Linked DNA regions of Homo sapiens: region 2 is linked to region 1. A link is a loop called in an ENCODE intact Hi-C map of the cell type or tissue named here. Cell type or tissue: prostate gland. All regions are shown on one strand. Links, peaks and the distances in the headings refer to the core of each region. The heading gives the core; the rest is flanking DNA.

The links. A loop is a pair of places that touch in the nucleus more often than their neighbours do. Peaks named below come from ENCODE experiments on the same cell type or tissue, not always from the same donor. Only the 100,000 strongest peaks of a DNase experiment are listed, where the experiment ranks them.
Region 2: a loop joins it to region 1, with 4 times the contacts of the local background. A loop is called at or near these places in 7 of 110 quality-filtered maps.

Annotation. Positions count from the first base shown.
Region 1 is chr9:23,476,499-23,492,901 of GRCh38, forward strand. LOC105369298 (a long non-coding RNA gene) reads right to left here and starts at 8,036. Exons shown (of 3, transcript XR_929517.2): 1 at 7,960-8,036; 2 at 7,571-7,635; 3 at 6,242-6,416. In prostate gland, for the core only: no CTCF peak of the experiment used is centred there; no DNase peak of the experiment used is centred there.
Region 2 is chr9:22,459,697-22,476,099 of GRCh38, forward strand. No RefSeq gene overlaps it. Among named protein-coding and RNA genes, the nearest start is that of DMRTA1, 21 kb to the left of the region's middle. In prostate gland, for the core only: a CTCF peak has its summit at 10,433 (motif pointing right); a DNase peak (open chromatin) is centred at 10,445.

The DNA.
Region 1 (16,403 bases), core at 6,236-11,235:
TTTTATCAACTGCATTTCTTCTTTGATTTGCCTAGTTTTCCATTTCAGTATATTTCTATACATCGATAATATTAACCCAGTTTCTTATTTGTGGCACCTTTCAAAAAGAGTTTCTTGCTTAACATTGAATTTTGTAACTCATGTGTTTGTATCTACAAAATATTTAATGTTTATGGACTTAAACCAATTAATATTTTTCTCCGTGCTTTTCACCATTGCTTTTTTGCCTAGAAAGTCCTTTCCTATCCTTCGAAGAGATAATCTGCCTGCACTACCTTTAATTATTTCTAAGTTCTCTATATTTAATCTTCTTTCTCCTTCTTTCCTCTGGTTTATTTCTCTCCCCCTCTTCTCTCCTAATCTCTCCATCCATCCATCTATCCATCCATCCATCCATCCATCCATCCATCCATCCATCCATCCAGTCTTTCTCTCTCCTTATCTGTCTTTCTCTTACTCTCTATTTTGTCATTAAGCTCTTTCATCTGCTTTTGACATAAATCATAATATAAGGATCAAAACTTATATGTTACCAAATAGTTAACCAATAGTATGCATTATTCCTTGAATAACTTCTATACCAATCCCCCTCGCTGATTTCCTTTATCTCCTTTATCGTATACCAAATTTTTGTATATTTTTGGATTTGTTTCTGCATCATCATTAGGGGTCATTGTTCTTATACAAGCACAACTCTGTTTTAACTATACTCTTAATAAATCCCATTTGATTATATTATTTTTAATGCATAGCTGTATATGATTTGCTAGGGTTTTAGTTACGTATTTTGTTTTGTGTTTATAAGTGAAATTATGTATAGCTCAATATCTTTGCATCAAAAGAGAACACCTTTATCAAGTTGCATCATTGTTGACAAAAAGAAAAACCAAATAGCAAAACTGTTCTATCTTTTATGATAGTTCAAAGACATGGAAATTATAGGATCCTTAAAAATTGTAATGTTTGTTCATAAAATATTGTTCTCCCATTTCTTCATGGTTTTTACCAAGTTGGATTTGCAACTTCTTCTAATATCATTTTGATAACTCATACCATCTCTAAAAAGGGTTGATAAGTACATTTTTATATGCATCTTTGGTCCTAGTTTTGTGAGGAATATTTGTGTTTTGCCAAATTCGTTTTTCATTGAAAATGTGATTTGTCCATCAGGCTATTTAATAGATGAGTTTTCTCCCAAAGGACCAGATTTTTAAACCATTAATAAGTTCTACGGTTTTGTATTCCTTCACATATTAATTTCTTCTTTTATTTTTATAATTGTTATGTAGGCTTATTTTTTCTAATTTCTTAATTTAATGTTTATACATTCATTTTCATTTTATTAATCATGATAACATTAAAAATATATCTATGAAAGTCACAAAGTCAGAAAGTATTTTGTCACTTTGGGCATAATTCAAACTGAGATCTGACATTTTCCATTACTTTATTCTGCCTATAATCATGTACTCAACAGTGATTGAGTCTCTAACACAGGCATTTGTTCTACAAATGTGTCCTGAGGATTTACTGTGTGCCAAGCACAGTGCTATGTTCTAAGGTTCCAGATTAGAATGCAATACAGAACCTGCTTTTAGCAAGTTCACCATCTAGTGGAAGTGACTGACCTGTAAGCCAGCGATTTTGTTGCAATACCTAAGTACTACAATGAAACAAAGAACAAAGCATCATAGGAGGACAGAGAAAAGAGTGACAAGGACTTACTCTCCTTGTTACTCCTTGTTGAATGGGAGAGGCAATAAGGAAAGCTTCACCAAAGAGAAACCTTTAACCAAGTCACGGTATATAAACTTTTCTTGGTTTTTTTTGTTTTGTTTTTTTGTTTGTTTGTGTGTTTTGAGATGGAGTTTCACTCTTGTTGCCCAGGCTGGAGTGCAATGGCACGATCTCAGCTCAACACAACCTCTGCCTCCCAGGTTCAAGCGATTCTACTGCCTCAGCCTCCCGAGTAGCTGGGATTACAGGCATGCGCCACCATGCCTGGCTAATTTTGTATTTTTAATAGTGACGGGGTTTCTCCCTGTTGGTCAGGCTGGTCTCGAACTCCCGACCTCAGTATAAACTTTTGTTTAGGTGAACAAGAAGAAAACCCCATTTTAGGGGGCAAGAAAGAGCATCTGTAAATGCTAAGAGTGTAAAAAGGGTGTTGATGTGAGGACACTGCAAGTATGTAGCTGGAGCATTGTGGCTGTTAAGGCAATGGAAGGAGGCGAATCTCAGGTCTATAACTGGAAGCAAAGAGGTCCACAAGAAGGTTGTTGCAGGCCCTCATTAAAGCAATTTTCATGGGCAGGTTTTTGAGCTCTCATTTGGTAAATAAAAGCATCATCCACTGTTTCCCTTTTTGCCTTGAATGTCAAGAAAGTCAAAGTCATATTTAATCCTCAACCACAGAAATTGTATTAGCCCTTTGAATCAGTATATTTTTATTCACCTCCATTTCATAGAGTGTTCATTTTCCATTGCAGCTATAACAAGTTACCACCTATTTAGCAGCTAAATACGACATAAATTTATTCCCTTGCAGTTTCCATGTGTCAAAAGTCAAACACAAGTCTCAATGGGCTAAAATTGAGGTGTCTGCAGAACTGTGTTCCTTACTGGAGGCTTTAGGGAATAACCTGCTTCCAAGTTCATTCAGGTTGTTTGCAGCATTCAATTCCATGCTTTTGTAGAAGTGAGGTCCCAGTGGCCGGGCGCTGTGGCTCACGCCTGTAATCCCAGCACTTTGGGAGGCCGAGGTCGGCGGATCACAAGGTCAGGATATCGAGACCATCCTGGCTAACACGGTGAAACCCCGTCTCTACTAAAAATATTAAAAAAAAATTAGCCGGGCGTGGTTGCGAGCGTCTCTAGTCCCAGCTACTCGGGAGACTGAGGCAGGAGAATGGCGTGAACCCGGAAGGCGGAGCTTGCAGTGAGCCGAGATCGCGCCACGGCACTCCAGCCTGGGCGACAGAGCGAGACTCCGTCTCAAAAAAAAAAAAAAAAAAAAAAAAAAAAAAAAAGTGAGGTCCCAGTTTCTTTGCTAGCTGTCAGTAAGCGGTCCTTCTCACTTCCAAAATCTACCTGCATTCCTTGACTTATGTTCCCCTTCCTCCATCTTCAAAGCCATCAACAGTGGTTTAGGTCCTTCTCAAGCTTTGAGTATCTCTGACCTCTTCTGCTTTTTTTCTCATTCTGCCATATCTCTCTGTTGGACTCTTCTACTTTCCTCTTCTGTTTCCAGGGATCACATGATTACATTCAGCCCACCTGAAAAATCCTGAATATATTCCCTATTTCAGGTCAGCTGATCAGAAACCTTAATTCCATCTTCAAAGTCCTGTCACAACAATACCTAAATTAATATTTAATCAAATAGCCAAGTGATGGGACACTTAGAGGGACATCATTAGAAGTTTACCTGCCAAATATGATTTAAAAAATTTTTCTATTTCCCTTTTAATAGTTTTATTGACATGACTTCATATAAGGCACTGTAAGTCCGTATAGGACTTGTATTCTTCTTCTTTACTATGTTTACTGTTTGGGACATAAAAGTAAAATATTCTCAATGTAGAAAATTTGGAAAATAAAAAATGTATAAAACATTATAACCAATTATAATTTCATCACTTGTACATAGCCACTATTATTAGTATTTATATCTTTTCTTTTAGTCATTCTTTTTTGCACATTTTTATAAAAGTGAAAGTTCAAAGTGTATGCAGTATTCTATTGCACCTCTTAAATCACTGTCAAGTTGAGAGCCATTTCTGGCATTTAGTGTTTACATAATGGCCACATAACGTTATGGTGAATGAATATATTTTACTCTATTTTAGGTGTATATGGGATATTACCAGTTTTTCATTATGAATAACATTGTGTTACCCATTTTTAAACATAAATCTTTGCTGGCATTTTAGATTTCTTTCCGGATATATACTTACTTAGGTGTAGAATTGAGTATTATGTTTATCTGAAAGTATTCCTTACATTCTAAAATAGGCTTGAAAATGGGCTTTTAAAATATGAACTCAGAGTAAGCAGCCGACTATGACTACATGTGACATTGCAAATATTAAAAAATATTTCTGTAAAGTCTCTTCTCATATTACAGCAGCAATTTCTGAATATATTTGTGGCCTACTGTAATAAACCTCAATTTACACAAATTGCAAAAGGTGTGGTAGTATTGATTGCTGTACACCAAATATCTTCTATTCTCTTTACAGGCATATCTTACGATCGCACTTCTCCATTCCCTTGGAATTTGATGGGTCATACAACTTGTTTGCATAAGTGGACATATGTGTGTAACTTATGAGTGAGGATTAAGAGCAGTATATGACTAGCCATACATCTCTTTCTCTCAGCCATAAAGACCGACAATGTTCCAGACTGCAGCTACTCTACTAGCTTAGGTTCTGCAGGTAGGAGAAGGCAGAGAAGCCTCCCCATGACAGACACAATGTGAGTAAGGAACAAACCTTTCTTCTTTAAGCCAGCAAGATTTGAGGATTATTTGTATTCATCCATCTTGAGTAGACTGAATAAGGGCTCCTAACTAATAGAAATTAGTACACAGAAGTGGGCTTCTACCATAACAAAAATGTGGCATTCATTAAAAGCCGTGGTGAGAAAATTGTCCATGGAGCTGGAAGAATGTTGATGCATGTTGTACAGTGGCAGACTGTTTGGAAAGATTGTCATATGCAATAACTTGGAGTGAATATCAAATACCTAACAAATTGGGAGAACTGGTGGAGTAAGTTGGAAAAAAATGTTACTAACATGTATTGGCTACTGGCTCTATCTGACAAGGTACTGTAGTAGAGATAAGATGAAGAAAGAACTAGCTGGCTTGCAAACTAGATTAAACAGAAAATAGAAAGTTCACAAATTCAGGGACTGGTAAATTTTTAGAAGAAATGACTACTTCTTATACTTAAACAGTAAAATACAGAGAAATATTTTTGAGTAGTAAAGTCTGATTAAAATTCAGCCTTGCAGCTAATATTAAATTAAGGATTATCAGTTTCCTATAGCTATTGTAAGAAATTACTAAAAACCTGTTGGCGTAAGACAATGCAAATTTACTCATAGCTCTGATGGGCATAAGTCTTAAATGGGCCTCTCTGGGCTAAAATCAAGATGTTGACAGAGATGTGTTCTTTTCTGGAGGCTGTAAGGGAGAATCCATTTTCTTGCCTTTTCGAGTCCTACAGGCTGCCCAATATTCACTGGCTAGTGGCCCCTTTCCACCTTCAAAGCCAGACGTAACTGGTTGAATCATTCTCCTATTGTATCCCCCTGACGCTGATTCTCTTTCTATCTCCTGCTTCTGCTTTTAAGAACCCTTGTGGTTACGTTGAGCCCACCTGGATAATTCAGGATACCCTCCCTATTTTAAGGTCAGCAATTCCATCTGCAACCTTAATTCTTCTTGACCACATAATATAACATATTCGCAGGTCTGGGGATTAGATGGTAGACATTTTGCGGGGACTGTTATTCTGCCTGCCACAGAGTGATACCTAGAATATCTTTTAAACTGGGCAAAATTGTTTTGGGAAAAGACATTAGAAGTGTGGTTCTGGACACCTGATAGGCACAAGATACCCACAATGCAATCAAGAGAGTAAGGGAAAGGGACAGAAGCATGGGAGTGAGGAAGGAAAGACGCTTAGCAAATATGACTGTTATATCTAAAAAGAAACTGTCACGAGTTTTGGTACATGAAGCTGACTGAAATCAAAGAGAAAAATTCAGGGAAGTTTTTGAGAGAATTATATTGCCAAAAGAATCAGCTTGAACTAAAAGAGAATGTGACAGTTCAGGACTTAAAATAACACTGAGGCTTCAACCATCATTGGATAGGATGTAGGCTAAGGAGGCTGCCTGTTCCCTAAGGGAGGTATATTCCCTGACACCCACTTCAAATGTAGTCAAAGAGGATCATGGAAAGGAAGACTCTCCCAGAGGACAGAGACAAGGACCATAGATTCTAGGAGCTAAGGAGACCCTTCTACTCCAGGGCCATCTCAGGAGAAGAGTCCTTGAAGCATTTGCCCAGTAAGACCTGAGAGTTGCAATGACCCATTGCAGTGATTGTAGTACACCTTCAATTTGTACACTTTCTAAACAAGAGTATTTACTGAGATGATCTTGGCCTGATTTCGCCACTGCATATTGGCTAGGTAGATGGGTGGGTAGGGAGGTTAGTAACTTGCCTTTTTTAGTTACAGGTCTCTGGGTCATCAGGGGCCATAGCTGGATCTGATGCAAATATTTCACATCATCCCTAGATATTAGCTTACCAAGGATCCTGGACTGTGTGCTTGATGCTATGATTGGAAGGTGTTTGAGATTGTCTCCTTCGAGGAAACAGGAGAGGGAGTGTGTCTTACCTAGAGAAAGCAGAGAGGAACAAATAGTTGGTAGCCACAAGGGCACATTGTAATCAGCATTGGTGCTACTCACTAATATCTGTTCTTTTTTCCTTCTACCCATGTAAAAAAACTGAACTTCTTAGCCCTTTCTTTGTTGTGTCGGGGAATAGTAGTTCTGACCATTGGACCATCATTTCCAGAACACTTAATTCTTAATGGTGTAAGATGCTCCTTAATTACTGAATTCTAATTCTTAATTAAGTACTTAATTTCTAATTAACGCTTAATTCTAATTCTTAATGGTGCAGAATATTCCTGAGTTCTCCCTTCTCCCTGTTGAGGTGATCCGAGAAGCATGTGTAAAGATGGAGCTTCCATCAACTTTCTGGAGCTTCCCTACCAACCCACTCTGGGCATATAGTATGAGGTATAAGTACACTTTTGTTACAACTAGGGAGTTATTCATTACTGTAGCATAAATCAACTTACCCTAACTGATACAGAACACAATGACCTTTCATTTATTACTTTGTAAAACTTTTATTCTGAGGTTTAAGTGTAAGATCCTGTAAGAGGTTTTAATAGGAATTCATGTACATGCCTTCTAATTATACAAAACACTTTCAGGAATACACTTATTGCAGAAAGTAAGCTATAGCTGCTTGTTACCTTCTTCATGTATATAAATTTCAATAAATTTAAATAAATATTTAAAGATGAGAAAGAGGTGAATTTGTAAGAAAGTCAGATTTATTATACCTGGGGCAACTCCACCTTTCATTGCATCCATCAGTCAAGGATTTATAACATGGATTATTGGCTCTATTTAATTGTTAAACAGAAGTTGAAGCCTTGGATCTGTCAACTAAGCAGTTTTTGAAGGTTGGGATTGAAAGGACACATGGAAACCCACCCCATCAAGCAACCCTAGGGTTGGGTCACAAGGGGTAAGACTTATTTGCGTTATGTACATAGAGAACCAAAGGGTAAGTGTCAAAGTACCAAAAGTCACAGAAACAATATTTATTAACCAAGCCAACATGATAAGAACAAAGTCAAAAGATACAAAAAAGTTATAAAATTTAGGTAAATGCACAACTTCAGCTAAAAAAAAAATGTCAAGCAAGTGTAGCAACAAGATGAAAAGGTACAGAATTTTACTACAAACACACCTGAGACAACTGTACCGCTCTATCATTGGATGCTATGCTGATCCAGAAGTTAAACACACAGGCTGCTGCAGGTTAAATACACAGGTTTCAGACAGATAGTATTCAGGCTTGGGATGTCATCGAAATAACTAGGCCATGTTTCTGATATAACTGATAAATTTCTACAGTGATTGTTTTAGGTTCCTTTTTTTTTTTTTTTTTTTGAGACAGGGTCTCACTCTGCCACCCAGGCTGCAGTGCTGTGGTGTGATCACAGTGCTCACTGCAGCTTCAACCTCTTGAGCTTAAGTGATCCTCCCAACTCAGCCTCACAAGTAACTGGGACCACAGGTGCGCCACCACACCCAGCATTTTTTTTTTTTTCCTGTAGAGCCAAGGTCTCACTCTACCTTTCATTGCATCTATCAGCCAAGGATTTATATGTTGCCCAAGCTAGTCTGGAACTCTTGGGCTCAAGCGATTCTCCTACCTAGGTCTCCCAAAGTTGTGGAATTTTAGGCATGAGCCACCATGCCCAGTTGTCTCAGATTCTTAATATCATGACAACCTCTATGACTTCATAAGAACATACTGGTTTTCATTTAAATAGAAAAGTTGATCACAGAAAAAATTGAAAGGAGAGTTAAAGGATTACTATAAAGAAGAAAATAGGGGGAGGAGGCAGAGGAGAAAGAGGAGCAGAAAAGGGAGACGTAAGAAGAGATGGGAAAGTAAATGAGTGGTTAACAAAATAAATAAATAAAAAGATAAGTTTCGCTGACTTTGGAAAGTCTGAGGACCAAAATAGGAATGCTACTGAGGGAGCCAGGGGAAAGGACCCAAATAAAAGCTGAAGCAACCGGAAATGTAAAAAAGAATGCAGATTTATTGGTGATGCAGGCAGTTAGACCTGGCCTGAGAATAAAATCACTGTAGATAGTTACACTGGAGTATCCAGAGCCGAGAGAGAGCTCAGTAGGAAACATCTGATGGCTGTGCCAGTGCTCAGCTTAACTTTGGCTCCTATTTTTTCATAGCTGAGAGAATCTCTGGGTGCCCCTGGGCAACCAGGCACCCCTTCCTACAGATGGAAAAAGGTTTATTACATTTCAGACCAAAAGCAACCAAAGTGTTCTGCAGAAAATGAAAAAGAAAATGCTTAATCATTTCTAAAGGTGCCAAATCAATTTCTCCTTGAGAAAGTGCAAACCAGTGTAAAATTTTTAAAATAAAAACAATTTATCTCGTGTTTTTTTCCAGGTAAAAATGTAAAATAACGCCTTGCTTTCTGATCAACAGTTTGCCTCATCACCAAAGAGTACAGCAATCTTAGAAATGTACCTGAGGATTTATTCCAAAGCTGGTATAAAACATTTCATTCCAAACCTATATCATTTGAACAAAAATTCATTAGGGTTTATAAATTGAAGAGATGCAAACACAAAGTTGGCATTCCTTTAACATTTTCAAAGATAATAAAAGTATATAGTGACTGCTTTCACCCAAGTAAGCCTGTCAAAATGTTGGCAATATTGCTTTCGGCTGTTTTCTGGCAGCATATCTCATTTGAAATATTTTCCTGAGTTAATTTTTTCTATTTAATAAAAGGCTAAACATGAAGACATGTTCTTGGGTCTATAAAGAATGCATTAAACCTCTCCTGATGACTTAAAATATCTTCAAAACAGTGGCCATGGTTTGTCATAATTGCATTCTCACTTGTCTATGTTCATTTTTACTTCATTTGGTTTGTAGAGTGAAATGAGAACTGGATTCAAAGGTGTGCCAATGATGTTGTCTGGGAACTAGATTCATCTCCATAAGCCTCACTCCTTCATCTGCAAAAGAGGTATAACAATACCAATTACACCCCCTTCACTGGGTTGTTTAGGGAAAAATGACTACTGCAAACTAAAGTCCTTTGAACAGAGAAAAGCATAATGGAGATTTAAGACATGTACTATTAGTGGTGTTACTATGATTTCTCTTTTCTAATATAGTTTATGTCAACAGGGCTCCAATGCAAGGGTTTGTGAAAGATCTACTGCATATTCAAGCAGGTTTTTGTGCAGCTGGAAAGCCTATGAAGCAGACACCACAGGAGGCCTTACAGCAGTCCAGAGAACTAAGACCTATAAGACACTAAGAAACTCAATTACCCCCAACCATTGAGGCAAGAGAGTGGTGATGAGCAAGCAATTAGGTGGCAATCATTAGAGGTAAACTAGGGAAAGTTGATCTAATCCTTTCTCAGTGCTCCTCAGACTTCAGTGTGCTACACATCACCTGAGAATCTCATGAAAATACAAATTCTGATTCAGTAGGTCTGGGGCAGAGCCTGAGAGTTTGCATTTCTAATAAGTAGTATAGAAATAATATAGTATCTAATAATCAGACAATATGTACACTAATGACCCATGACCTATATTTCAAATGACAAAGATCTATTTCAGACCAGCCTCAAAGGAAATCTGTGTCAGGGCTCTAAGGATGAAATTGGAAACCTAAAATGACTACATTCATCTTAAGAACCTGGGAGCACAATTCAGGGCTGCATTTCTCTAACATGTCAGAGTTGGTAGGGCAGTTCCCACGATGGCACACAGGCACAGGGGATTCTGGAGAAGAAAGGGCTCACATTGCAAATTCTGAGGTGGGTGATGTCAAGACAGATGACCACAAGTAACCACTGCTTGGGTTGGCAGGGGAAAGGATGGCTTCCACTCAGTGGTTGAAGCAGGGGGTTGTCATGGACAATCAAGAGCAAATGAGAATTCCCAGTGATACCCTGAGGACCACCATGAAGAGGCTTAGGCTGAGGCTGCAGAGATACTGCAAAAGGGCATTGAATCAGAAGGTTTGTTGCTGTTATCATAAGCCTGGTGTACCCAAGCTGGTGCCATTTGGAGAAATGCCGGTTATGTCATTATCTACATTTTATTATACAATCATCATTAGTATCAGCATCCTCAGTATAACAGGATGATATCCCTGATATGACCACTGGAAACAAAGCCACTCAACTCTCTTGGGCAGTGATGCTCCTTTGGTGTTTCCTTCATATAGATAAACCCAGAGAGTCTAATGGAACACAATTTTTTTTTATACAACAATCTTGCATACATAGAAAAACTAATATCTGGCAAGTAGAATTTTCAGAGGAATTAATCTAATTTAAGAGATATTAACATTCTCATATCAATAAATAGTTAAGAGAAAGGTAATTTGCAAAGAATTCAAATGACCAAAAAAACAAAATATTAAGCTATGAGAAGTCATCGGCATTGGCGTTTTTCCAGAGCTTCCCATGTGCTTCAGCTTCCCAAATGGTATCTGCTGTCCTAAAGAACTATGATCTCTTCTCTGTTCCCTCATAAACCATACACTACATCCAAGTGGTTTTCTACCAAGGTGTCTCATGTTGCTAAATCAGTATAAAATATAGGACATAGAGCTATAGTCTGTGCACAGAATATTATGTATAAATTTCCAGCTACCATATTTATATAGATACTCCAGCATGAGAGTAAATGTTACTGATAAGTCTGTCCTACACATGAGCATTATTTATTTTGTTTGTTATTGACTTGTCTCTACCTCACACTGTGCTAGTCACTAGAGTTGCAATCATGGACAATAAGAAATATGCCTGTCATTATGAGGATTACAATACAGTGGGGCAGGGGACATAAATAATAGTAAAACATTAGTTGCTGTGATGGGGGAAAAAAAAAAAAAAACAAGGAGCTAAGCTAGCAGCAGGGAGGACCTACTTCAGATAGAGTGATCAGAGAAGTCCACTCTGAGGTTATAGTGGTGCTGGAAGACAAGCCTAGTGAAGGAGAACAAGGAGAGTTTTTCTAGAAAAGAGAAGCTGTTTGTAAAAGCCTGAGGCAGGAAAGAAATTGGCATGTTCAAAAAATCAGCAAGAAGCCAACCTGTTTAGAGCTACCAAAAAGTATAAGCCAAGTTCTTCGCAGTTGAGGATAAATTGGTTTGTTTCTCAACTTAATGAACACTAATTCATCACCTATACATCAAATACTCTATTTGAACAAGACAACTCTCTGTGAAGCTTATGTTCAAATGAGGGAGATACACTCTCCTGATGTGTTATCATAGAAGCACTGGAAGCCATTGGAATACATAGGTAGTTGGGGGCAGGGGTGCTTTTTAGAATATTTTTTTAAACATCATTATTTTCATAATATAAAATTTTCTTTTTTCAACTTTTAAGTTCAGTTTTAACTTTTATTTTAAGAAATATGTGCTGGTTTCTTATATAGGTATACTCGTGTTATGGGGGTTTGTTGTACAGATTATTTTATCACCCACGTATTAAGGCTAGTACCCCTTAGTCATTTTTTCCTGATCCTCTCCATCCTCTCACCCTCCAGTAGGCCCCAGTGTCTGTAGTTCTCCTTTGTGTATCCATGTGTTCTCATCTTTTTGCTCTGACTTATAAGTGAGAACATGAAGTATTTGGTTTTCTGTTCCTGCTAAGGATAGTGGCCTCCAGCTCCATCCACGTTCCTGCAGAAGACATAATCCCTCATTTTTTGGGGTGGCTGTATAGTATTCCATTTTCTTGTAGGAAACAATCAGTTACATTAACTTAAAAAATATTTACATTGAAATATTAGATATTTCAAATTATTCAAAAAGTTGAAATACATGTTCCTTACTTCCAATATTTCTATTCCAACTGGCAATATGTATGAAAAGTTCAAGGAAAGGCAAGTTGTATTGACTGATTCTTGAATTTTTGCTCAGCATGAGACCTAGGAATGTCAGCCATTCTTTCTGGATTTCTCTTTTCAGGACTAACCCATTCATTGAGCAGGTTACTACACTTTATGTGGAAATATCCTGTCTGCATCAACAGATTATAAATTTCTTGAGGGCGAAGATTTGGTATTCTTACCTTCAAATGACTCAAAACAATATTTTGGATAAATTAGAATCCATATAAATTGGTTCATTCAGATTCATAAAGTATTTCAAAATATCTCCAGGGTCCTTATATATCCCAATGTGTGATTAATTTGAAATAACTTTCACTACTTCCTTTTCAAGTGAGGGTTTTGGATCCTGGCTGTCTTTTAGAAAGAATGTGACCTCCTTACCAGACACTTTCCCCTCATTCTTTGTAGAAACGAAAACTAAACAGGGAAGCTTCCTCTGTCAGGAAATCTGATGCTAAATCACTCTTTCTTCCATCACCAATGAACTCAATCATCTCATGCCAATACAATTAAATTAAGGCTCTTCAGCACCACTTGGCACATAGATTATATGATTCCTGTTAAAAAACAAATCCAAACATAGAGAATCTTTTGGAGAAAATCTATTTTGAGAAGGTATTTTTATTGTTAATAATTTTATCAAAAAAATTTACCTTTGTAGCTGAAGTTTTTTAAGGAATCTGAGCCCCGGGATAATTTTTGTTTTCCTCTGAACTTTGGCCAGAGTAACTTATACGTACATGAAGGCAGGAATTTTTCCTAATATTACTAAGAAGCATGAACACTCGGTTTGGACATTGACTGGCCTGAATATGATAAATAATATATTTCCTCTTTCAAACTTCTACATGTACCAAATATTATAACTTTTTGCTCAAACAATTGCATCTTAAAATTTCCATGTAGTCACAGCCAAACTCCTTAGAAGGTTAAAATGTATTACATAGTAGAATCAATTTACTTTTTAAAAGGAAGAACTGCACATACCAACTGGTAATGGTAATATTAACTAATTGCTTTTATAGGACACCAGACTAAGTGAACGACCTTAGGCAGATATTTAAGCATTTTGCCACTACCCATTTAAATTTTGCCATGATCGATTTAGGTCGTCCACTTCAAAATTCCAAGTACTATTTCTCAAGATAATGTATATAAAATATTTACAGCTTGGCTTTTAGAGACTTCTACAGTTTTCTGTCAATACCATAATCACCATAGAAACTATGAGTGTGGGAAATTAAAGGGCTGTGTGGTGGCCATCCTTTGAGTTTGCAAAGCCTGCTCTTGTGCTTGGGGCAAGCAAGCCTAATTTGTCAACTGAGGCAACATGGTTGCAGTCTCAGGTCAGTGATCGTGCTCCAATTGGAGCAGCAATCACTCTGAAACTATCCTAGCTCAGCAACTAGCTCACATTCCAAAAAGAACTGCAGTATTAGCACCTGAGCTCCAGCCCTGGAGTTATCAGCAAAAACGCTGTGGCTCCCCCGTCATTCTTTCCATAAATATTCATTGGGCATCTACTATGTGTCATCAGGGACTGTACCAAGTATGGTAGAATACATAGATTAAAACTGATGATCCCATCTCTTAAGAAGCATGCATTCTTGGATGGGCGTAGTGGCTCAAGCCTGAAATCCAAGCACTTTGGGAGGGCAAGGTCGGCGGATCACGAGGTCAGGAGTTGGAGACCAGCCTGGCCAACATGGTGAAACCCCGTCTCTACTAAAAATACAGAAATAAGCCTGGCGTGGTGGCGTGTGCCTGTGATCCCAGCTACTCAGGAGGCTGAGGAAGGAGAATTGCTAGAAGCCAGGAGGCGGAAGTTGCAGTGAGCCGAGATTGGGCCATTGCACTCCAGCCTGGGTGACAGAGTGAGACCTCTGTCTCAAAAAACAAACAAACAAACAAACAAAAACAAACAAAAAAACAAAAACAAACCAAAAAAAGCCAGCCAACCAACCCACCAACCAAAAAAAGGCCTATTAATTTGTTTTATTAATTCAAGAAATATTTATTAAACACCTGTTATTTACCAGACATGATTATAGACCCTGAAAATACAGCAGTGAATAAGACTGTCAAAGCCCCTATATCATGGAGTTTACTTGTTAATCAAGAGTTAGACACAGACAGTAAACACATAAATGAACAAGATAATTTTGGATATATACAAGTATCATGAGGAGTATAAGAAAGTGTGATGTGTTGGCAAATGTGGATGGAGTTACCACTTCAGACAGGATGAGAAGACATCTCTAAATAGGTGATAACTGAGCTGACACCCAATGACAAATAAAGGAGGAGACAAGCAATCTAAAATCCTAGGGAAACACATTCTAAAGAGCAAAGAAATTTGGGTGTGTTTGAGGAAACAGAAAGGAGAGTGTTGTTAGACCAAAGGAGTGACCAAGAAAGTATAAAAAGGTAATGACAGAGACTGGTCAGAGGCCATGCAGTGTATTTCTTATGGGTTATGGCAAAGTGTTCAGATCATATCCAAAGAGTAAGCCACTGGAGGGCTGGAACTAGAGTGCCAGTGAAGGGTCATACTTTTTGAAGAAAACTACTGAATAGTGTGCAGGTGCTATTTATTATTGAGGTAGGCAAATGGTGGGATGAAGGATAGTGATAAGGAATAAAGGAAGGATGAGAGAGAGAAATAGGAACATTTTCACAAAGGAATTACTCAAACTCATGCTTGAAGAAGTTAAACCTTCCCGGGTGGACAAAAGAGGGCAGAATGAAAGAAGACAGCATGTCAAGTGGGGGAAACAGCATACACAGTGGAATGAATGTGTAAAATAACATGGCATGTTCTGGGAACCAACAGTCGGAGTTAAGAATCAATGGTGGCTTGATGAGGTTTGCATGTCAGGCAGAGTTTAGATTGCAGGTGAGGGGGGACCCCTGATTATAGGGTTTTCATGATGCCCCTCTTTCTTGCCTTGTCTGCTTGTCCCCTAATTTCCTGAGATAGCTATAGGTAGTTTGAAAATATATGTATTTCAATACCTCATGCTAATCCCCTATATACTTTATCTGTTATATAAATCTTCAGATTAGCACCACTTTTGCACCAGATTGGAACCAGCTGCTTCTGTATTTATTTTCACCATTAGAATGTAAGTTCCTTGAAGTTAGAAACAATGACATTTAAATTCTGCACCCTAATATCTGACACAGCATTAGACACATAATATGAACTCAGCAAATATTAAATTTTAATAGGAATCAGATAGATAAATAGATGGTTGAAATTTCATAAAATATTTGAATTAGTCTCCAGGGCTGAAATCAGAATGTTAGCACTAGAGCATTTTCTATACCATGGAATATATACTATTAAGATGAGGTAGGTAGTAGTTGTTTCTCTGATATTATAGTAAGAGTTTCTGATGGCTTTTAAGTTCACAGGCTCAGGATTAATAGCTCACCCCCATCCAGTCTTGTGATACTGCCTACATGTAAAGCTTCCTCACTAGTCTGACCAGTCTCAATGTTGGTTTCCTCTAGCCTGATCATCAGCTCCCTCTAGAGGAAAGCCTGGAATTAGTACTTAGCCTCACTCATCTTCCTTTAGCCTATTTCCATCGATTTACAGAGCCTGAACCCAGCCAACTGTGGCAACCACCTAATGACTGATTTGATTCCATGTGCAATCTTTCGGGAGTGCCAAATTCTCAATCTCTAACACATAAGTATGTTACACACATATTACTATCCATCTCTCTGAGTGTCCTCCTTCTAAATGATGCAGTTATCATGTAAAGGCTGCAGATTACCCAGATATGAGAAAGAGAAAGAGTAAGAAGCAGACACAGACAAGGACGGAGGAAAAGAGTGAGGATTAGATGGATAGAAGGAAGAACAACGGAAAAATTTTTTCAAAAGTTTCCTTGTTCAGAAGATATATTTATGTTCTTATTTGGAAAACAATGCATGTGACTCAGTATTACATAATCCGTATGTGGCAAAGTTCCCAGATCAAGGGCCTGAAGAATATATCTATAGCAAATTTTGGCCACACCTGGATGCACCAGAAGGGCAGCAAAGATGACACAATGAACCTCAGAGAAGACACAATATTTGAAGAGGTGGACAACTGT
Region 2 (16,403 bases), core at 7,663-12,662, 1.0 Mb before region 1:
CTTTCCAGAAATGAGGAAATAAATGTAGAATAGATTTGGGAGCCCATTAGACTCACTGTGAGATGGACTTGAACCAAACTGTCATTGATGATTAGACCTTACTCACCTCTTTAAGACCTACCCAGCCTGGTGGACCACAGTGGCAGTTTAGGTTTCTAGAGAGTAGTTATTGTTCGGTAAATTCTAAAAAGTAGGGTTATTTTTATTTTCTTAATGTATAGTCTCTTGGTAAATTGGTTTAGGTCCTTTCGGAGAAAGCTAGGAGAAATATTTACTATGTAAATTACTGAAAGTGTAGCAGAGTCTCTACTTACAAGTACCCATCTTCACTTTCTGCAAGAGGCTCTGGGTCTATAAACAGGTTCAACTCTAGAAGTATGTTGAGGGGTCATTACTTTCCTTATGATAATTTGAGGCAGACTTAGCTTTATCAGACCTAGTGCTTTTCCACCTATACAAATCAAGTGTGACTTTATTAACCTGCCCACCTATTTCATTTGTAGAAACACAATTATTGATTAGTCAATGCAAAACATCTCTGTAGGTCATATCATTCTGGTAATTGCTTCAGCACAATTTTTTAAAACATAGAATTCATGTCCATCTTGTATCTGTAATATAAGTGCCACTTCTTGGATTTCACAACTCCTGGGTCACATCATCCCTTGTGAATTCAGGGAGGGTATTTTCCTGGCCACAAGTCTCACAGATATCCCTGGCATACAGGGAAAAGCCACAACAGAGGACTTTGATGATGATGGTGCTTTCTTTACCAAGGGGGTACCATCTTCGAGGGTCTCCTAGGGAATATAATTTAGAGGTGCATAAGCAGTTAACATGTAATAAATCCACTCCGACTTTTAATCTCCAAAACCCAGTGCACATGATCTTGCCAGAGTGGCTTAATGGAAAGGGCACTATGGAGGTGTCTATAGAAAGCAGTTTTCTCTATGTAGCTACTACATCCGTGAGTCCTCAGCCAAACACCTGCTGGTGGGAATTGGGCTGCTCTTGGTCGACAAGATCAGCAATTAGGAATATACGCTAATTTTCTAGTGGAAGAGAGAAAGGACAAGTTAAGACCTGCTGGGTACCGCTGAATCTTTCTCACTGTAATGACTTCTGCTTCCTTTCTGCTTTGTAAATCTTGTAGAGTTCCTCTTTGGGCCAACTCAAACTTTGAAACATATAGGGAAGGAAATTCCGGGAAATTTAGTTTCCAGTCTTAGCCAAGTTGACAGAACAAAATCAAGCATATAAAATATTATAAATTTCATAGTTTTTCAATTGTATAGCTTTATGAAGCAGTATTTTTTCTTACTCCGAATCAAAGCATGGGCACATATTAAATACAGGGAATCAATAATAGTAAATGCCTAATGTCTTTAGGCTGACCTACTGTTGATTTCACTAGCTTTAAAAATTTATTTTAAGATAATTTTAAAATTACTTGTCATTGTAAGAAACAGTACAGAAACATCCCATATACCTTTTACCCACTTTTCTCCAAGAGTAACATCTTGAATAATTTTAGTGCAATGTCACAACTAGGAAATTGACATAATCCACAGAATATGCATGAATTTCATTCAAGACAACATACAAAGTCGAGATTTTTGACATAGGAAAACGTCATTTTAAAAGATCATTCTCACTGTGTGGTGGAGAACAAAGGAGCAAAGAAGGGAGCAAAAACATACATTTGGAGGTTGTTGTGTAAACCAGATAAGAGACGACAGTGGCTTAGAAGATGATTGTAAAAATAAAAAAAGAGTTGGAGGTGTGGTAAGTAGTAATAAGATGGTAGATACATTTTGAATGTAGAAACCGTAAGATTTGCTTAGGGATTCGGGTGTAAAAAAAAGAAAGGTACCAAAGATTCTTCTACAGTTTTGCTCTAAACAACTGGACTGAATGGTGTTCTTACTTACTGAGATGAGAAAGACTGTAAATTTGTTCATTTTTGTGCCATTCAGGCAGCCTGAAAATTTTCAAAGAACAATTATTATACTGGCCAGCCATCTTTCTGGTCACAATAGGATTATATTAAAATGTTTTTAATTGAAGAAAAACCATAACAACTTTTCTTTCCTCTAACCGCCTCCTTTTACACGCTAAGAAAGTAAAACGAAAGTACTGTTAGTAACTTAGGAGTAGAAAGTAAAATTTCAATGGAGTATTGTGAAAAATACTTAGAGGTGAGTGATAGTTACAAATTAACTACTACACAGTGTGATGCAGCTTAAGAGACTGAGAAAAGGAAATTTTCAGCTTTAAATGTATTACCTTTCAAAAGTTTACAAATAATCAAATAATTTAACTCAAGAAGCTAGGTAAGAGTAGGTAATGGATCTGAGAAAGGAGAAGGGAATTATACAGGGAGAAGTAGAGATTAATAAAGTAGAAATTAAATAACAAAGGTGCAGGTCAAAAAAAGCAAAAACTTGTTCTATGAAAAGATTAATAAATAGAAAAATCTCTATAGAAAGGCTCACCAAGAAAGAAGGAGAGAAGGCATAAATACATAATATTATAAGTGATATGGGAGGTAGAACAAGAGATTCAGTAGAGATGAAATAAATCATAACAATAGTATGAATACTAAATTTTTTGAAAACTTATGTCAATTATAAACATTTTTAGGAATTATTTAAAAATTGGCAAAGTTGAGAAGCCACCATTAAATAAGTGGAATATGTAGTTTAAAAAATGCAGGCCTGTGCTTCCATGGGACTGTCAGTGCCACAGTGTTTCTGGCAAGGTTTACCAAACATGCAAGGAACAGCTAATCTCTATTTTATGAAAAATCTTTTAGAATATAAAACAAGAGAGAATGCTTATTAAACTTCACATTAGAGGTATATCTTGATAACAAAACATGACAAGTGCTGAAAAGGAAAATTTATTTATGCAGAAATCTTAAATGAAGGAAATTAAGAAATCAAAGTCACTTGTGTATCTAAAAATAATACACATTAACCATATATTCCTCAAATACAGATATCTTATTGGTGTAATTTTTTACATTAACAAATTAAGAAAAATCTTATTTATAGATAAAGAAAATATTTAATAAATTTCAAAGCTAATTTTTAAGAAACCTTTTAGATAACTAGGGATGAAAACTATGAATAGATCCAGTGATAAGAAAGAGACATTTTAACTAATTCTTACTAAACTATGAGTTTTAAGTTGTTGAATGGTTGCCATATGCCTGTCTTTTGTGTGTGTGTATGTGTGTGTGTACGTGTGTGTGTGTGTGCATGCGTGTGTGTGGTTTCCCTCATGTTACAGAGGACAGACTGAGGAACAGAGGGTCAAGGAATCTAAGTTCATGTTGCAAGTAAAGTAGAGGAGCTGGGAGTTGAACTTCACACTTGGATAGCCTCTATCCCAAATTTATGCTCTGTATGACCTGTCTCACACTAAAGTAGGTAAAGCTGGTAAATTTTATACTTATTTCATTACTCAGGAGACATTTAATCAGTGGTTCAAGGATATCAGAAGTTAGCATGTTGTGATTCTCTTGTTCTCTCTTGCTCACAATAGGTCTATCATAGTTTCAGCCATCACATTTGTGTTCTTGTAAAAGGAAGAAAGACTCAGCAAGGAGAAAGATGTGACACCAGTCATCTACTGATAAATATTTAACAATAACGTCAGGCTACTAGGTGGTGGTGAACATATCTGATTGTAGCAATTGCCTAATCCCATGGTGTAAATACTTGAACCATGACTAATTTTAAGCTATCAAACTGATGTCACTGAATGGGGTTTGGGAAGAAATGTACACCATAGGTTATCTTGGCAAGCATGGATTGGCTCTAGAGCATGGCTTGGTGGTGCCTATATCAGGAAAGAAAAACTATCCTACAAATCTCCAGCAGAACTTTGCTCATGTCTCAATGACAAGAGTAGTGTCACATCACCTGCTGTAGCTCTAAGAAATTGTATGTTTTATTTGAGCACATTGCCACCTCAAATAAAATTGTAAGGAAATGCCTATTCATTAAAGAACCAACAGCTTCTGCCTTTAATGGGAACTTCCTTAATTTAATGCAGCAAACATCATACTTAATGGCAACTCTTTAGAGAGATCTTAAAGTCAGAAATATGACAAGAAGAGTCACTCATACTGCTTCTATTGAGCATTGTACCAGAAGTGTTAGCCAATGCAGTATAATACAAAAATTGAATAATTGTTGAAAATTAACTCAATATTTTCAATTGCTATGATAAAAAAATCAAAGAGAAACTAGAACTAAGGAAAGAATTCAACAAGATGGCTGGTTATAAGCCCAACACACAAACAAAATCAGTAACTTTTCTCTCTCTCTCTCTCTCTATATATATATATATAAAAAATATATATAAATATATATAGAAAATATATAAATATATATAAATATATATAAAATATATATAAATATATAGAAAATATGTATAAATATAGAATATATAAAAATATATATAGAAAAAATATATAAATATATATAGAAAAGTTCTTGATTTATATATATAGAAAAATATATAATATATACAGAGAGAAGTTATTGATTTTATATATATATTTTCTATGTATATAAAAACAATAGCTAGTTAGAAAAACATAGTAGAATAAAAAAATTAACATTCATAACAGCAACAAAAACTGTAAAATGCCTAGGATCAAAGTTAACTAAATACGTATGAAAACTTGAAAAAAATTATGAAATGTTTCTAGAGAACATAAAATAAAACTTTAATAAATACTTATGGAAGAACATAAATATTTATGGAGAATGCTCAATAGAAGTACAATGCTCAATTAGTAAAGTTGTCTATTCTTCCTAAAATAATTTGGGAGACATTTTGTTAGATATAAAAGCTGAAGAGCCAGAATACTTGAGTTCAAATTCCACCTCCACACCTTACTTGCCAAATAACCTTAGGTAAGTTATTTAACTTCTTTGGGCTTTCATCTATTAAATCAGTTAAATGGGTATAATGCTAATAATTTTATACTCCTTCATTTGATCACTCAGGTGACCAAAAGAATGAATACATGTAAGATATTTAGAGCAGTACCTGGCCCATTTATGTACATATGTTTTATTAACCTATAAATCCAATGCAATTCCAATAAAAATTTCAGGAACTTTTGTTGAGTATGATGCCTCAATATGAAAATAAAATAAAAAGCCAAAAAAAAAAAAACCACCTCAGATACAAAACAGTTCTGGAAAAGAAAAGAAAAAATTTTACTATCAGACATCAGATTTCCCTATTAGATATCCAATTAGATTTTTTTTATCAGATGGCACATAGTAAGTATTCAGTAATTATAGTCATAGTTTAGGCTAATTATAAAGTTATACTAACAGTGTGGTAATAGACAATCAGGTATAGATAATCAAGTTAGTAGAATGTCATAGAAACTTACCCAAGTATATATGGAACTATAGGATAAGATTCATTCATTTATACAGTGAGGAATTTATTGACACCTTCTATATCCCAGGCATTCTTCTGTGCACTGGGGGATACAACAGTGAGAAGACTGTCAGGATCCATGCCCTTGTGAAATTGATGTTCTAGTTAGTGTGATCCGATAATAAACAGACAAGTAAATATAAACTATATCAGGTAGTGCTAAGTGTTATGAAGAAAAGTAAAGCAAGATAAAAGAATAGAGAATGCTGGTGGCTGGGAGAGTGACAGCAATGGCTATTTCAGTTTGGGTGGTCAGAAAAAGCCTTTTCAGAGAACATGGCTCATATGGTTTGGTTTTGTGTGCCCACTCAAATGTCATCTTGAATTGTAATTCCCACATGTCAGGAGAGGGAACTGGTGGCGGGTGATTGGATCATGGGTACTGTTTCCCCCATGCTATTTTCTTGATAGTGAGGGAGTTCTCACCAGATCTGATGGTTTCAAAAGTAGCAGTTTTCCCTCTCTCTCTCTCCTGTTGCCATGCAAGACGTGCCTTGCTTCCCCTTCACCTTCTGCCAGGATTCTAAGTTTCTTGAGGCCTCCCTGCCATGCAGAACTGTGAGTTAATTCAATCTCTTTTGTTTCTAAATTACCCAGCCTCAGGTAGTATCTTTATAGCAGTGTGAGAACAGACTAATACAATGGCATTTGAACACAACGGAGTAAATGGCAAGGCAGGTATGTAGAGGTATGGGGCTAAGGAGAACCACAAGCACACAGGATGGAAACAGGAACAAGCCTAATTTTACTTGCAGTATGCATGAACAGTGTGGTTAAAACACAATGTGATAAAAGAGGTTGGAGAGAGATCAGTATGGTGTTGGTGGCAGCAGTGATCAACTGAAATATTTAAATTAGTGTGATGTCTCAGAAGCCACTGGACAGTCTGAGCAGGGAAGTCAAGGCTGGGTTTACATTTCACAGGGATTTGTCTGATTACTTTGTAGGAAATAACTGCTCTGCAGTGCAAGAGAGGAAGCAGGGAGAACAATTATGCTATTCAATAGTCTAGCTGAGGACTGATGGTGGCTTTGACCAGGACTGGAGCTGTGACCAGGACTGGAGGTGATAAAAAGTCGTTGGATTAATGCTTAAATTATTGATGAACTGTGTGTGAGGTATGATGGAAATAGAAGTGCCAAGAGTGATGCTTGCATTTTTTTCTCCTAAAAGATTGTGTGCGCCTGTAATCCCAGGACTTTGGGAGACCAAGATCAGCAGATCACTTAAGGCCAGGAATTTGAGTCCAGCCTGGGCAACAAGGTGAGACTCCATCTCTACTGAAAATACAAAAGTTAGCTGGGCTTGGTGGCCCACACCTGTAGTCCTGGCAACTTGTGGGGCTGAGGTGGGAGAATCAGTTAAACCTGGGAGGTGGTAGGAGTGAGCTCTGATCATACCACTGCACTCCAGCCTGGGTGACAGAGCAAAAACCCTGTCAAAAACAAAACTAACCAACCAACCAACCAAAAAAAAAACAAACAAAAATGCAAGTGATTTTTCTATTTGCTGACTTTTTCTTTTTTTACATTTTAAGTTTAAGGTATCTGTTAGATATCCAAACTTTAGGTATCACATAGCTGTTACATATATGAAGCTAGAAGTCGGAGGACTAGTAGGAAAACGAGAGATAAATTAGGAAGTTATTATATTTAAAGCAATGGGTTTGTGTAGGATTTATTAAGGAGAAAGTATAGATAGAGTCAGGAGAATGATGTTCTTCAGCATCCAACATTTAAAGGTGAGGAAGAAGAGGGGCCAGCCAAGAATATCGAAAAGAAGTGGTTATTGAAATAGGGGAAACACTGTCTTAGAAACCAAATTAAAAAAAGGGAATGGGGATAATGAATTGTGTCTGTTGCTAATAAAGGTTTAATATGATGAGAACTGAGATGGATCATTGAATCTGACGATCTTATTGTCAAGTGCCCCTAACAAGAAAAGATTTGGTAGGGTAACGGTGGCTAAAACCTGATTGGACTGAAGGAGAGAATGGGAGTTGAAGAATAAACCAAAAGTTTAGTTAATGTGTTTGAAAATCTTTTTTTAAAGGGTAACAGGGAACTAGGATGGCAGCTGAAGAGATACATGGATTCTAGGAAGTTTCATTTGTTTTTCTTCTAAGGACAATAGTATGGCATGTTTGTGTGTTTATAGGAATAATGCAGTAGAGACAATGATGCAGAGAAGTAATAATGGCAGGTGTATAGTCTTCTAGTGGTAACAGGAAATGGGATTTTGGGGACGAGTAGAGGAGATGGCTTTAGAGAAGAGCAGAGACAACCATTGTAATAAGGGGGAACGAAGAGTATAGGCACAGAAGCAGAAGGTTGGTAGGTTTATGATGAAATATGAACCATTTCTCCTTTAAGTGCTTATATTTTTTTCAGTAAAATTGGAGGTGAAAGCACAAACTAAAAATGAGAAGAGGAGAAAGAAGGCGTGTAATAGTTATCTTGGAGATTAAAAGAGTGAACTGATGATGGAAATTGCCTGGTGCTGCTGAGAGTCTGTTGAGATGTGTTGATAAACATTTCAATTGGTTTTCTTCAGTTATGTTCTACTTATTCTATAGAGTCATGTCCTCACCTTCTCCCTTCTCCCAATTTGCTTGGATTCCTCACTGATTAATCCCAAATGGAAGCTGGAGGTGACAAGATATTTTGATTTGTCTGTACAGGTCAACCTTCTGGGATACAGAGTGGATGGGGAAGAAGAGTTGATCTGGAAGGATAAAGGTACATATCTGGTACATCATCATGCTATTCACAAAAGTAAATCCCAGATAGAATAAAGGCCTGTATGTTAAAAACAGAACTTTCCGATTATTAGAAGACAATGTGACTATCTTTATATCTAAGGGGGATGAAAATATTTTTTTTTACCAAAACAGAACTATAGTAAAATTAAAAATTTTAACAATAAAATACAAAATAACCGAAGACATTAGAAACTACATATATAACATACAAAAATATCTATTCAGGATATGTAAACACTATTAATCAATAAAATTGGCCAAATAACCAACAGTTTTAATGAACTAGTTGGATCTTTATGTATCAATACGGATAAATCTGAAGAGAAAACTGCTGATTAGAAAGAACATCTCATGAAATAATTGTGTATACTACAATTCTATTCATGAAAATTAAGCTAAAATACAGAACTTAGAATATATTTTTTATGGGTAGATATATAATAAAAGTACAAACATATGGACTGGCTATAATAACCATATCAGTTACCTCTAGAAAAGGAAGGAAATGGAACTGGTGAGTGTAACAGGTGTATGAATATAATCTGTAAGGTTTCATTTCTTTAAAAATTTCAAGGGTCGCACATGGTGGCTCATGCCTGAAATCCCACCACTTTGGGAGGCCGAGTTCAAGAGATCGATACCATCCTGGCTAACACGGTGAAACCCCGTCTCTACTAAAAATACAAAAAATTAGCTGGGTGTGGTGGCGGGCGCCTGTAGTCCCAGCTACTCAGGAGGCTGAGACAACAGAATCGCTTGAACCCGGGAGGTGGAGATTGAGGTGAGCTAAGATCGCACCACTGCACTCCAGCCTGGCGACAAAATAAGACTCCATCTCAAAAAAAAAAAAAAAAAAAAAAAAAAAAAAATTAAGAAACTCTGAGCTTTAAAATTTTTTCAAAATAACAGAGTTAATCACTTAATTTACTTAATACAAAAATACTGTCTCAGGCTCAGATACATGAGAATGATTAGGGTCAGCATTAGACTGCACTAATTTTAATTCGGAAGACCAAGGTTTGCAGTGTCATGGCTGACATTAAAGAATTACTTCAGTACTTATTCCACTCCCATTCTTTGTTGAGTAATGGCTCCAAACAAGCAAGAAATATTTCTTCTCAATTTTTGCCTCCCATAGCAAAAGAGAGCCTTTAGTATTAAAAATATTCCCAGGAATTTAGGAACTGAGTAGCCAGAGAGGGTTCTTAATTCATCCATTAATATTAACTGATTTTTTAATCTAATATGCAGCATGCATAAAACAATATTCTGGGCTATAGAGAAATACAGAAATGACCTTTGAGGACAAAAGCAGGTGGCAATAAATTAACATTTAGTAAACACGTCCAGTTGGCCAGGCTGTAAACAAATTTGACATCACAGTCAAAATGGAGTTCCTTAAATCTGATGTTTTAAAAATATAAACTTAGTATTTTTTTAATTTGCCAGTTAGAATCTTGTTTTCTATTAATAAAAATTAAATATTGATGTTCCAAATAAGAGATTTATTCGATAAAGTAATTACAACAGCGTTCGTTTTTGTCGCTTTCACCCTGAGGAAAAAGACAACTCACACGGACAAATTTGTGGGAGCTTAAGATTTTGTTTAGACTGTCTTTGAACTTTCTTTTGTCTCCCTTTTCTGTTAGCAAAGCATTTCCCATTTCTCTGGGGTTTTGTTCTTTCTCCATTTTCTGATTTTCTGAACTGCAAGATGCATTGGGTGACACTGGAGCCAAAAGCAAGGATGTAAGATTTAACTCTTGATTTTGCTACTTTTTGTTTGATCTTGATTAACAAAGTTGATTTTTTCAATGCCCCAATCTCCTCATCTGACAATTAGAATAATAATAACACCTAGCCCTGAGGATTGTTGACTGGAAAGGAGGTAGATTAAGTAGTCAGTAATAATACATCTATGTCAATTTCTTCAACAATGAGCAGCATTACAATTCTGTAAATGAAATCTGTGATTTTAAAAATATTTACAATTGAGATGATAAAACAACTCATTTGTCATTGGAAAATTGCGCTACACCACACAACTTTGTGCTTCAGGTTTTCGGATGGAGGTGGCTGCAGACCTTAGGTAACGTCAGCTACCTGTGTTTTCATCCTGGGTATGTGTTCATGGTTGTACTATGCCATTTACACCTTGCTCAGAATGGGTCAGCTCTATGAGGAGTGATTTTTAAAATTTCCACTTGAGGGCGCTGTCTACTTCTGTGCGAATTGAAATACCGCAGATGTCCAATTACACAAGGAACGTTTTTAGGCAGCTGGATTTAACTTGTATCAAACTTCCAATTTATTCCAGTGACACGTTGGCCTTCCTTATTGATTGGTGCTCCAGGAGGATGGATCCTTACTTGTGCTGAACACTTTATATTAGACATTTCATTAAATTTTATTAATCCTTTCAAATATCTTGAGGAGAATACTTATCCCAATTTTATAAATGAGTAAACAATCTGAGAAAGGTTAAGTAATTCTCCCAAGCTGTCCTAACCAGTGTGTGATGTAAAACTTAGACTTAGGCCTAGATCACTCAAAGCATAAAACCAGTTTACATCTAGTTTACATTCTTCCATATTTTCTTTCTTTTAAATATATGTGTATTATATATTTGAACATACCATATACACACACATTTATATAAGTGAATGTATGTACATGTATATTCAAATATATATGCATCTGTGTATGTGTATATATATATATCTGTGTGTGTGCATATTTGGGTATATAAAACATATATAAATGTAATTTATAATTTGGTGGGCAAATATAATACATTTAAATGTTATGTATAAATATATTTACATGTACTATATAAATGGGGCTTAATTGGGGGAAGAACAGAAGGTATCTTATGTATAATATATAAATATTATATAAAAATACTTGCCCACTAAATTGTAAAATTACATTTAGATTTTATTTTAAAACATGTCCAAATTAAATATCTTGGTGAAGAAAACACAGATACCACTGTTTGCCTGCAGAGGAAATTCTGTTTTCTTGCTGTATAATGCAATAAATGTGCTAAGGCAGAGCCAGCATGCCCAACTGTTGTATCACATTGGCAAGCTGTAATAAAACGCCAAATTACTGTCTAGAAACAAAATACATTTTTGTTGTTACCAAGAGTTGCTTTAACTAAAAGGAAGGCACCCTAGCCCTTTAAATAGGTAAGTTCCCCCCCTTCCCATTTCTTGCAAAATCGAATTAGGTAAAGACTACAATAGTATTTGCATTTATAGGAAATCAATTCCCAGAGCACAGTAAGCCAGTAATTTACATAAAATTACTATTTCCCAACATAAGTAAAAGCAAAAGGGATAGTATACATTTTTATTTAATTTACAAGCAAATGTGTAAATATTACCCATCCAGGTAACCCAGTTGGTGTTTGCCACACCAACCTCTTTTTTAATGGTCTCCAGGTTGGATGCGATTTTCTCAAACTTCTCAAACTCAAGAGATCATATTAACTGAAAGGTGATTGAGAAGAGCATTGAAATAATTATCTTTTGAGCTTTGAATAAGCGGTCATGGCCTTCATCATATTAAATAGGAAGCCATTATTATATACCTGTTATGTCTGAGGCATTGTGCTGAGCAGTTATAAAGCCCTTTCTGAAAGTAGGGCTTGGTAGGGGGAGGAGCAGAAGGTATTTGTATCTGAAGGGGAGAGCTGTGGGAATGAGAGAAGTAGATACCACTGAAAAGCTCAGCCTTAACCTCGATGTCTACACTTTGCAAATGTTGCCTGCACGATGTTGTGTTGTATCCAATGAGGTAAATGTGCTCCAGGCATTTCAAGGAGAGGAAATGGCAGTGGATGGCCATAGAGGTGCATTTCTTCTTACTTTTTGGTAGTTTAGCAAGAAACCAGCTCAGTAGGTCTGAGTTAATTCAATAGAAGAACAGGCTGATACCAGAGACTGAGGCTCCCTGCCCCACCCCAGCTATTTCTAACAGAGCCACTTCCCTCACCAGGAAGCCACTACTGGTTTTTGGTGGCCTAGCTTTTCCCTGCAGTACTACTTTGCTCCTTTCCCTCTATGTGGAAGGTTACGGAGGTGGAATTCTTTCCTGTTGCTCTTCTGTGTTATATGCAATGTAGCTATGCCCAGCCTAAGCATAGTCTCCTCTGTGGAACAGATGAGACTTTAAGAGATTGTGTACGCTCTGCCACTTGTTTGTTTCTAATTAAAAAAAATACATTGTACCTGAGTGGCACTAATGGTATATGTGATCATACCCCCTTTACATGACACATCTGTTTATAAAATACTATGTGCGAGTAAGTAGGATAAAGACTACCAAATAAGTTATAATTAGAGTCACAGCTAAAGCAATCTGTTCTTCCAAATCTGGCATGTCACCTGTGCTCAGAACCATAGAACCAACTAATTCACACCTGTGGATATGTCTGCATAAATATTCCAATGGCTTGACTGACTACTCTGCTTGCGATGAAGGAACACTTTTAAGAGCCCAGATCATGAAACAAACTTTGATTTAGGCCCATCAAAGTGGCATTTTTTTGAGAATATATCAGTGGAAGTGTTAATGTTAGATAACAATATGTTATAAATTTTAACACTGACCTTTAACATTCCAAGAGCAGGAATTGCCCGAGGCTTGCTACTGTCATTGCCTCTAGTTCTAGTTAAACTAGAGGCTTTCATTTGGTCCTCCAGAGGCACTACTGATGAAATCACTTCGAGAAATGTCAGAATTGGATAAAACATTTTCGCACACATTAGGCAGGACAGGCAAACCTGGTGGGCTGATGTCAAAAACATAAAACCACATCATGGACTTGTTTGAAATACTTTGTCTGTCATGTCTACAAATATAGAGGCGCGTAAGACTCATCTTCCTGGCTGAGACCTCACACCTCAAAGGACATATGGGATTGATAGCATTGATAACTCATGGGCTTTTGGATGGAGATGTTGCTTTCCAAAATCTGGAAACGAAAAGGGAAAATTATGACCTTTTCTTTCCATGAAAAGAGTTGTATTGTTCTGTGAAAATTGCAATCAGAGAGTCAGACAAAGATAAATATATAAGAAAAGTGCTTGGAACGTAAAGCCTCTATGGTAATGACAACCATTTTAGCTCGATGAATTATATAACTAACCAACTGCTTTATTTTTTACCTGTTAACATGAACTTGCTTGAAAAAAATCAAAAAACATAAAAATACATACAATAAAAGATGTGCTTCCTTTTTAGTCCTTTATATTAGTTTCTTTTGTATACTTAGTTTTTTCCTGCAAATATAAGCAAATAGATGTTTATTTTATTCTTATCCCTTGCTAATACATTTCTAGCTTTCCACATATTTCCTGGATTATTTTGTACTTTTAAATTGTTGGGGCCAGGGATGGTAGCTCACGCCTGTAATCCCAGCACTTTGGGAGGCCAAGGCGGGTGGATCACCTGAGGTTGGGAGTTCGAGACCAGCCTGACCAACATGGAGAAACCCCGTCTCTACTAAAAATACAAAATTAGCTGGGTATGGTGGTGCATGCCTGTTATCCCAGCTACTCTGGAGGCTTAGGCAGGAGAATTGCTTGAACCTGGAGGCAGAGGTTACAGTGAGCTGAGATCTTGCCATTGCACTCCAGCCTGGGCAACAAGAGTGAAACTCTGTCTCAAAAAAAAAAAAAAATTGTTGCTATATTATGAGATGTCTCGATTTTAATGACTGTAATATATTCATTGTGATTTGTACCATTTAAAATTATTTTCAAAAGTGCCCTTTTTGAATTTTTTTTTTTAACTTTTAACACTTTGGCCTGAATTATTTCACCTCTGCTGATTCATTTGATAGTAGTATCACAATTCCTTTACCTTTCATTTTTTTGTGTGCATATTTGTATGGTATGCCTTTCACTATTATTTCCTCTCTGTTTTTTAGAGGCAGAGTCTTGCTCTGTCACCCAGGCTGGAGTACAGTGGTGCAATTATGGCTCACTGCAGCCTTGAACTCCTGGGCTCACAAGCTCTTCCTGCCTTAGCCTCCTGAGTAGCAAGGACTTACAGGCAAGCACCGCCATGCCCTGCTATTTTTTTTTTTTTTTAAGAGATGGGATCTTGTTATGTTGCCCAGACTGGTCCCGAACTCCTAGCCTCAAGCAATCCCCCTACCTTGGCCTCCCAAATTGCTGGGACTACAGGTGTGAGTCACCGCATCCCATCTACTTTCTACATCAACTTGTTTTAGTAGTATCTTTGTATACAATATAGACTTGGTTCATATTTTAGTTCAATCTGAAAATTGTTTTCTACTCTTAGGTGAATTAAAGTCTTTTATGTTTGTTAAAATGGAAGATATATTTGGCCGCATTGTAGCTAATTTTGGTCACATTCCTTTTGATTTAACAGTGACTACTTTAATGAATCAGCTACTGTCTGGTTTTGAGTGGAGTATTACTGACCTCTGTGGTTGTGAGGAAAAAATATGATGAGTTGGTTTTTAAATCCTTCTGCCTGGATGTAGTAGGCATCATTTTCAGTCACATTTCATTGACACAAGCAAATTAAAGCCATTTTAAAACATTTTAAAGCAGGAGGAGGGAAAATATAGTCCTGTCTTTGACCTGGAAGCACAAGACCAGGAATATTGTTCATAGGTGTATGATTGCCAAATGAAGCTGTCTGACATTTTGATTTCTGATTTTCAAGCTCACTATGTGAGTTACTGGGGTCTTGATTTGAGGATTTAGTTATGCTGGAGATTTGGTCCAAATATTTTTAGACATTTCGCTCTGTCAATGAATGACTTGGATTATATTTATGCAACTCTGAACAAAATATATTTTGGATATGGAGAAATTTTGAATATTTAAAATACTTGGCTAATGGAGAAAATGGCAATCATAACAATGATAATGATGAAGATGAATATAATGGGGAAGATAATGACAGGAAAAATAGTGCTTGAGAATTATAATCATCATATGACAAATGGCAGAACTTAAAGACTAACGATGTTTATTCAATGGCATTAGGAGTTATCTTTTTGGAATAACAGCTTGGAACATCACCGGCCAGAATGCTTTCACTTATAGTTTATGGAACAATCTGTTTCTTTGGGCTCAATTTATTGCAGTATATAATTTATCCTTCCAATTCACATTTTTCTGTTTATTATTGCAAATATTTTTGTTGGAGTTTACTCGTTAATATTATTTTAAACACTGGTCATTAAAATTTTGCATCTGCAGCTTTAAAATTGTTGCTAAAAGTGCTTGCAATAGCACTTGCATGGTATCTTAGTTACAGTCACTGTTCAAATTACATTATTTGAATGACTTCTATAAAAATAATTTTTATTGCTGAAGAAAAATTGTACTGTAGATCTCCTCTCACCTTCAGCATAACATATAAGTCACAAAATGAGCTAAAATTTTAGAGAAAACAGATGGTTGTTCCTTGTATTCATTAACTGAAATTAGTCATAACAAAATGCTAATTTTGATCAGACTTATGTAATGATACAGGCCAGTATTTTTCTCTGGTGAACCTTAAAGAAAAAGAAAATATCAATTACTATTATTTATTGAGTATTTAATATGTACCAGTAATTGTATCCTATCAATAACTTAATAAAGGGGGAATTATTATGTTCATACCCATTTTCTGATGAAAAATCTTGTCTTACTCTTCAGCTAGTAGAATAATGGAAGTATGATTGACACATAGGAAGTCTGACTCCAGAATCTATTGTGTGAGAGATGACCTTGCCACCATGCTTGACAAACTCCCTATCACTGCATTCAAATTGTATTTTATTCCAAGATAAAAATTATCGAGACATAAAAGGAAAAAATAAGGACCTTAGTGCTCACTTTGCAGTTTTAGATTTATAAAGGTAATTTTCTATTTATCTTTTCATATTTTGCATCAACAATACTTTATTACTACCCTAATTACGTACCAAATACTAAGCTCCTGGTAACTAGGAACCTGATTTGTTTAAAAGAACCCCATGTTTCCATTCATTGGAGACTCTGCGTTAGGCATTATACCTTATTAAATCAATATCTTTTATTGTTTGTAAACTCATATATTTGGAAAGATCATAACCATTTTATTGGAGATATAAACATTTAGGAACTGTAATCAGCTATACTAAACTGCTATCAAT